Regions from separate parts of the Homo sapiens genome. Here region 1 is linked to region 2. Evidence: read pairs that join two places in POLR2A ChIA-PET (ENCODE). Cell type or tissue: GM12878. All regions are shown on one strand. Links, peaks and the distances in the headings refer to the core of each region. The heading gives the core; the rest is flanking DNA. Region 1 overlaps DRAM1 (DNA damage regulated autophagy modulator 1). Region 2 overlaps LINC02456 (long intergenic non-protein coding RNA 2456).

Region 1 (2,919 bases), core at 324-2,823, 750 kb before region 2:
CTAATGTTGTGAAGATCAAGTAAGATGTGCCTGGCGGAATGTAGTTGCCAAGGAAGTGTTCATTTCTAATTTTTTCTTTTTCTTTTTTCTTTTTTGATTTTTATTTATTTTTTGAGATGAAGCCTCACTCTGTCGGCCAGGCTGGAGTGCAGTGGCACGATCTTGGCTCACTGTAACCTCTGCCTCCTGGGTTCAAGCGATTCTCCTGCCTCAGCCACCCGAGTAGCTGGGATTACAGGTATGTGCCACCACGCCTGGCTAATTTTTGTATTTTTTAGTAGAGACAGGGTTTCACCATGTTGCCCAGGCTGCTATCAAACTCCTGACCTCAGGTGATCTGCCTGCCTTGGCCTCCCAAAGTGCTGGGATGACAGGTGAGAACCACCGAGCCCGGCCCTATTTTTTTTGGTCCTTGTAGCCACTGGAGTCCATGTGGGGATGGTTTCTAGAGATTCCCCTCAAATAACTTTCCAAATCAAACCACGTTCATCTCCCTCTTTATCACCATACTGGGCTAAGCACTCTGGACAAACTGCTAAAATAGCTTCCTTACGGTCTCCCTGGTCCACAATTGCCTCTCTACAGTCTTTTCAAAACATCCTTTAAAAACATGTTGTATGTGTGAACAAGAGGGAACTCTGATGGAGAGAGGGCAAAATTGCTTGTGGGTAGTGAGAAAAGAGCAAGGTATTTGTATTTGTCAGTAGGAAATTCTTTTTAAGTTTCAGAATAGTTGATATAGCTGAAGGGTGCCCCCGCCATTCTATTTTTTTTTTTTTTTTTTTGAGTCGGCGTCTTGCTCTGTCACCCAGGCTGGAGTGCAATGGCGTGATCTCAGCTCACTGCAACCTCCACTTCCCGGGTTCAAGCGATTCTCCTGCCTCAGCCTTCCGAGTAGCTGGGACTACAGGCGCCCGCCACCACGCCCAGCTAATTTTTATACTTTTAATAGAGACGGGGTTTCACCATGTTGGCCAGGATGGTCTCGATCTCTTGACCTTGTGATCCGCCCGCCTCGGCCTCCCAAAGTGCTGGGATTACAGGCGTGAGCCACCGCGCCCGGCCTGCCCCCCACATTCTAAAACAGTCATCACCAAGTGAAGCTGCCAGAAAGTTAGCTCTCGTAACTAAAAGTAGCTAATAAAATGTAGTATGACTTTTTATTCCGTACTTATCCCTTTTAAATAATATATTTAAATATTATAAAGATAAAGGAAATGATGTTCTCTTTATACTGGGGAATTATGTTTTTTTTAGATTCTAAGTCCCTATCAATCATCCAAGCAATTAGTGTATGAGTTTGGAACAATCTAATAAATTTCAGGCTGGAGACACACATGATGTTGCATTTTGTTAGCATCTAAGTTCCTCCAATAAACCATAATTCTAGGCTTTGGAATATTTAAATCCTGTGTATCCAGTAACTTAAAGAACAAAGTTTGACCAAGCTTCAGAAAGTCTTCTATTATCCAGCATGTTTTCTTTGTATCGTTTTCATTCCTTTCAGTATCAAGTGATTATTCACTAGCTTAACATCATAAATTAGTTTGAAGTAGGATGTTACACAAACGACTTGGAATTTTCCACAGTCTGCTTAACTTGCAGAAATGTAAATACAGGAAATGTGGACATAAACGGATTTCCTAGGCACAACCTACCCCTAAAATAACTGTGTATACATAACAGCCTCAACAGCTTCTGAACCACAGGCAAATGAACAATTTGCTGGCCTTGTCCTCTTTACAGTTTCCAGAAAGTGCCTTATTAGCAAGGAGGCAAATCAGGTGGTGGGTGGAGCTGGGCAGGGCCCACTGCACTGCAGAAACTGTGTGGTGCAGAATGATGTGGTAGGAGCTGGGTAGAGAGACTACTGCTGCCAGGCTGGGAAGCAACTGGTTTTGCCTCTCACTCATTCTCCAGTGTACTGAATCAGGCACCCAGGCACAGTTAGGCCACCCAAATACTACTACCTCTGCCCTTGCATGATGGAATCATTTAGCTTGAGCTTAAAAAAAATAAATAAATAAAAAGAGGTTACCCACAGGGTCTCTTGGTTACCTCTTAGTGTTTACTTATCTGGATTCCAGTATCACCAGAATATGTGACTTAATATTTACTTATGTATGCTGTCCAAAAAAGCAAAAAACAAACCAACAAAAGTAAAAAATATTTACTTAATATATAAAATCAGACGTGGAAAGACATAAGAACATTTTTCATTGAGAGGTAAGAGCTATTTCATTTTTATTTTATTTTTTATTTTTTTTTTTGAGACAGAGTCTTGCTGTGTCGCCCAGGCTGGTATGCAGTGGTGCGATCTCGGCTCACTGCAACCTCCACCTCCTGGGTTCAAGAGATTCTTATGCCTCAGCCTCCTGAGTAGCTGGGATTACAGGCACCCACCACCATGCCAGGCTAATTTTTTTTTTTTTTTTTTTTTTTGTATTTTTAGTAGAGATAGGGTTTCACCATGTTGGCCAGGCTGGTCTCGAGCCCCTAACCTCAAGTGATCCACCTGCCTCGGCCTCTCAGAGTGCTGGGATTACTACAGGTGTGAGCTAATGTGCGCCCAGCCTTCTTTCATCTTTAAAATGGTAATGGGCAAACACTATTGTTCTTAAAAGTTTTGAAACGTTCACATTTTCATTTGCCTCTTGGAAAGTTTTCATGAACTATTCTTGAGCAAAATTTCAGCTAATGTAAATTGGTACTGCTTTGTCACTTAGTGGAATTTTTTTAAAATTATTTTTATGTATTTTTTATTTCCTCACCTCTTTGAATTCTACACTTAGTGTAAATAAATCACAAATTGATAATTGTTATCTGATAGATTTGGGAATTTGTGACTCAGATTGTATCTAACAAATATTTTGCTGATGAATGAGTAAATTCTATAGCTATCTGTGGAGTTAAAAGAAA
Region 2 (2,919 bases), core at 308-2,807:
CCATTCACAATAGCCACAAACAGAATAAAATACCTAGGAATATAGCCAATAAGGGAAGTGAAAGATCTCTACAGTGAGAATTACAAAACACTGCTGAAAGAAATCAGAGATGACACAAACAAATGGAAAAATATTCAATGTTCATGGATAGGAAGAATCGATATTGTTGAAATGCCCATACTGCCCAGAGAAATTTATAGATTCAATGCTATTCCTATCAAACTACCAGTTACATTCTTCACAGAATTATAAAAAATTATTTTAAAATTCATATGGAACCAAAAAATAGCCCAAATAACTGAAGCAATCCTAAGCAAAAAGATAAAAACTGGAGGCATCACACTACCCAATTTCAAACTATATTACAAGGCTACAGTAACTAAAACAGCATGGTACTGGTACAGAAACAGGCACATAGACCAATGGAACAGGTTGGAGAACCCAGAAATAAAGCGCCACACCTACATAGCCGTCTGATCTTTGAAAAAGTTTCCAATAACAAGCAACAGGGAAAGAATTCTCTATTCAATAGATCATGCTAGGACAACTGACTAGCCATATGCAGAAGATTGAAACTGGATCCCTTCCTTTTACCACATACCAAACTCAACTCAAGATAGATTAAAGACTTAAACATGAAACCTAAAACTATAAAAACCCTATATGAAAACCTAGGAGATACAACTCCAGACATAGACCTTGGCAAAGATTTCATGTCAAAGACTCCAAAAGCAATTGCAACAAAAAGAAAAAGTAACAAGTGGGACCTAATTAAACAAAAGAGCTTCTGCACAGCAAAAGAAACTATCAGCAGATTAAATAGCCTACAGAATGGGAGAAAATAATTGCAAACTATGCATCCAACAAAGGTCTAATATCCAGGTTCTATACGGAACTTTAAAAAATCAACAATCGGCCAGGTGCAGTGGCTTACGCCTGTAATCCCAGCACCTTCGGAGGCTGAGGTGGCTGGATCACCTGAGGTCTGGAGTTTGAGGCCAGCCTGACCAACATGGTGAAACCCCGTCTTTACTAAAAATACAAAAATTAGCTGGGCATGTTGGCACGCACCTGTAGTCCCAGCTACCAGGGAAGCTGAGCCAGGAAAACTACTTGAATACAGGAGGCGGAGGTTGCAGTGAGCCAAGATAGTACCACTGCACCCCAGCCTGGATGACAGAGTAAGCCTCTGTCTCAAAAAAAAAAAAAAAAAAGAAAAAAAAGAAAAAAAAATCAACAAGCAAAAAACGACAGCCCTGTTAAAAAGTGGGCAATGGATATGAACAGACATTTCTCCAAAGAAGACATAGATGTGGCCCATAACATATGAGAAAATGCTCAACATCACTAATCATTAGAGAAATGCAAATCAAAACCACAATGAAATACCATCTCACACCAGTCAGAATGGCTATTATTAGTAAGTCAAAAAATGACAGATGTTGGTGAGGTTACAGAGAAAAGACAACATTTATACACTGCTGATGGGAATGCAAATTAGTTCAGCCACTGCAGAGAGCAGTTTGATGAGTTCTCAAAGAACTGAGGACTACCATTCAACCCAGCAATCCCATTACTGGGTATATACCCAAAGGAATATAAATTGTTCTATCCTAAAGATACATGCATGTGTATGTTCATTGCAGCACTTTCACAATGGTAAAGACATGGAATCAAGCTAGATGTTTATAAATGGTGGACTAGATAAAGAAAATGTGGTACATATATTCCAGGGAATACTACGCAGCCATGAAAAAAATCACGTCCTTTGTAGCAACATTTATACAGCTGAAGGCCATTATCCTAAGTGAATTAACACAGGAGCAGAAAACTAAACACTACATTCTCACTTATAAGTGGGAGCTAAATGTTGAGTATACATGGACAAAAGAGGACACAAGAGGAGGTTCTGGGGTGCTGGTATTGTTCTGTTTCCTGATCTGGGCAGTGATATTTCCATGAGTGCATTCACTTTATAACATGTCATCAAAATGATCTCCTATCATTTGTGTACCTTTCTATATGTGTGTTATGTTTCAGTTAAAAATATACTTAAACTACTGGAATAAAAGCTACTTTTTTCAGGGAAGCTCACATATTATCTTATCAAAACAATTTATAGTTTAAATGAATCTTGGAGATTAGCTATTCCAGGGATCAGCGAACTGCAGCTCTGTTTTTGTACGGAACATGAGCTAAGAATGATTTTATATTTTAAAGGGCTGTAAAAAAAGAAAGAGGAGAAGGAGGAGGAGCATATACTGCAAAAACCATATATCATCTTCAAAACTTAAAATATTTGCTATCTTCCCCTTTAGAGAAAAAAAAATTGCTTAACTCTATGGTCCATCACCCTCTCATTGTACAGGTGATTAAACTGAGGCCAGAAAGACATGTCCAAAATCATCCAGCTGGTTGGGAGTAGAACTAAGACAAGAAGCTAATTTTTTTTTGGCTCACATGGTACTGTTCTTTCCACCAGTTAATGTACTTAATCTGTACCATCAACACAGAGCCCTCACTAGACCTGGGTACCCATCTTCATATTGCCCACAGGCAACTCCTCATTTTTCCGTTTCTACTTGCCACACCAAGCCTACTCTTAATCCTTCACACCTGTCTTAGCACCCACCCTTCTGTGCAGTCAGGATCCAATGAGACAGTTTTAGCTCCTCCTTTATTCTTCATAGCTCATGTTTAATTGATCACCAAGATCTGTCACTATGGTTTGCTGTTTGTCCCCTCCAAACCTCATGTTGAAATCTGATCCCCAGTGTTGGAGGTATTTGGGTCATAGGGCAGATCCCTTATGAATAGATTAATGTCCTCCCTTGGAGGTCAGTGAGTCCTCACTCTATTAGTTCCCAGGAGAGCTGGTTGTTAAAGAGAACCTGGCTTGCCCCAGCCCTTCTTGCTTCC

What was found. ChIA-PET counts read pairs that join two places held together with the same protein. Peaks named below come from ENCODE experiments on the same cell type or tissue, not always from the same donor. Only the 100,000 strongest peaks of a DNase experiment are listed, where the experiment ranks them.
Region 1: POLR2A ChIA-PET joins it to region 2 with 5 read pairs; 1 of 35 experiments calls an interaction of 5 or more read pairs at or near these places.

The regions. Positions count from the first base shown.
Region 1 is chr12:101,889,984-101,892,902 of GRCh38, forward strand. All of the region lies in intron 1 of DRAM1 (DNA damage regulated autophagy modulator 1), which reads left to right. Among named protein-coding and RNA genes, the nearest start is that of DRAM1, 14 kb to the left of the region's middle. In GM12878, for the core only: no CTCF peak of the experiment used is centred there; a DNase peak (open chromatin) is centred at 1,788; H3K4me3 peaks cover 334 bases; H3K27ac peaks cover 759 bases.
Region 2 is chr12:102,639,454-102,642,372 of GRCh38, forward strand. The region is part of intron 11 of LINC02456 (long intergenic non-protein coding RNA 2456); the gene reads left to right. Among named protein-coding and RNA genes, the nearest start is that of IGF1, 160 kb to the left of the region's middle. In GM12878, for the core only: no CTCF peak of the experiment used is centred there; a DNase peak (open chromatin) is centred at 1,476.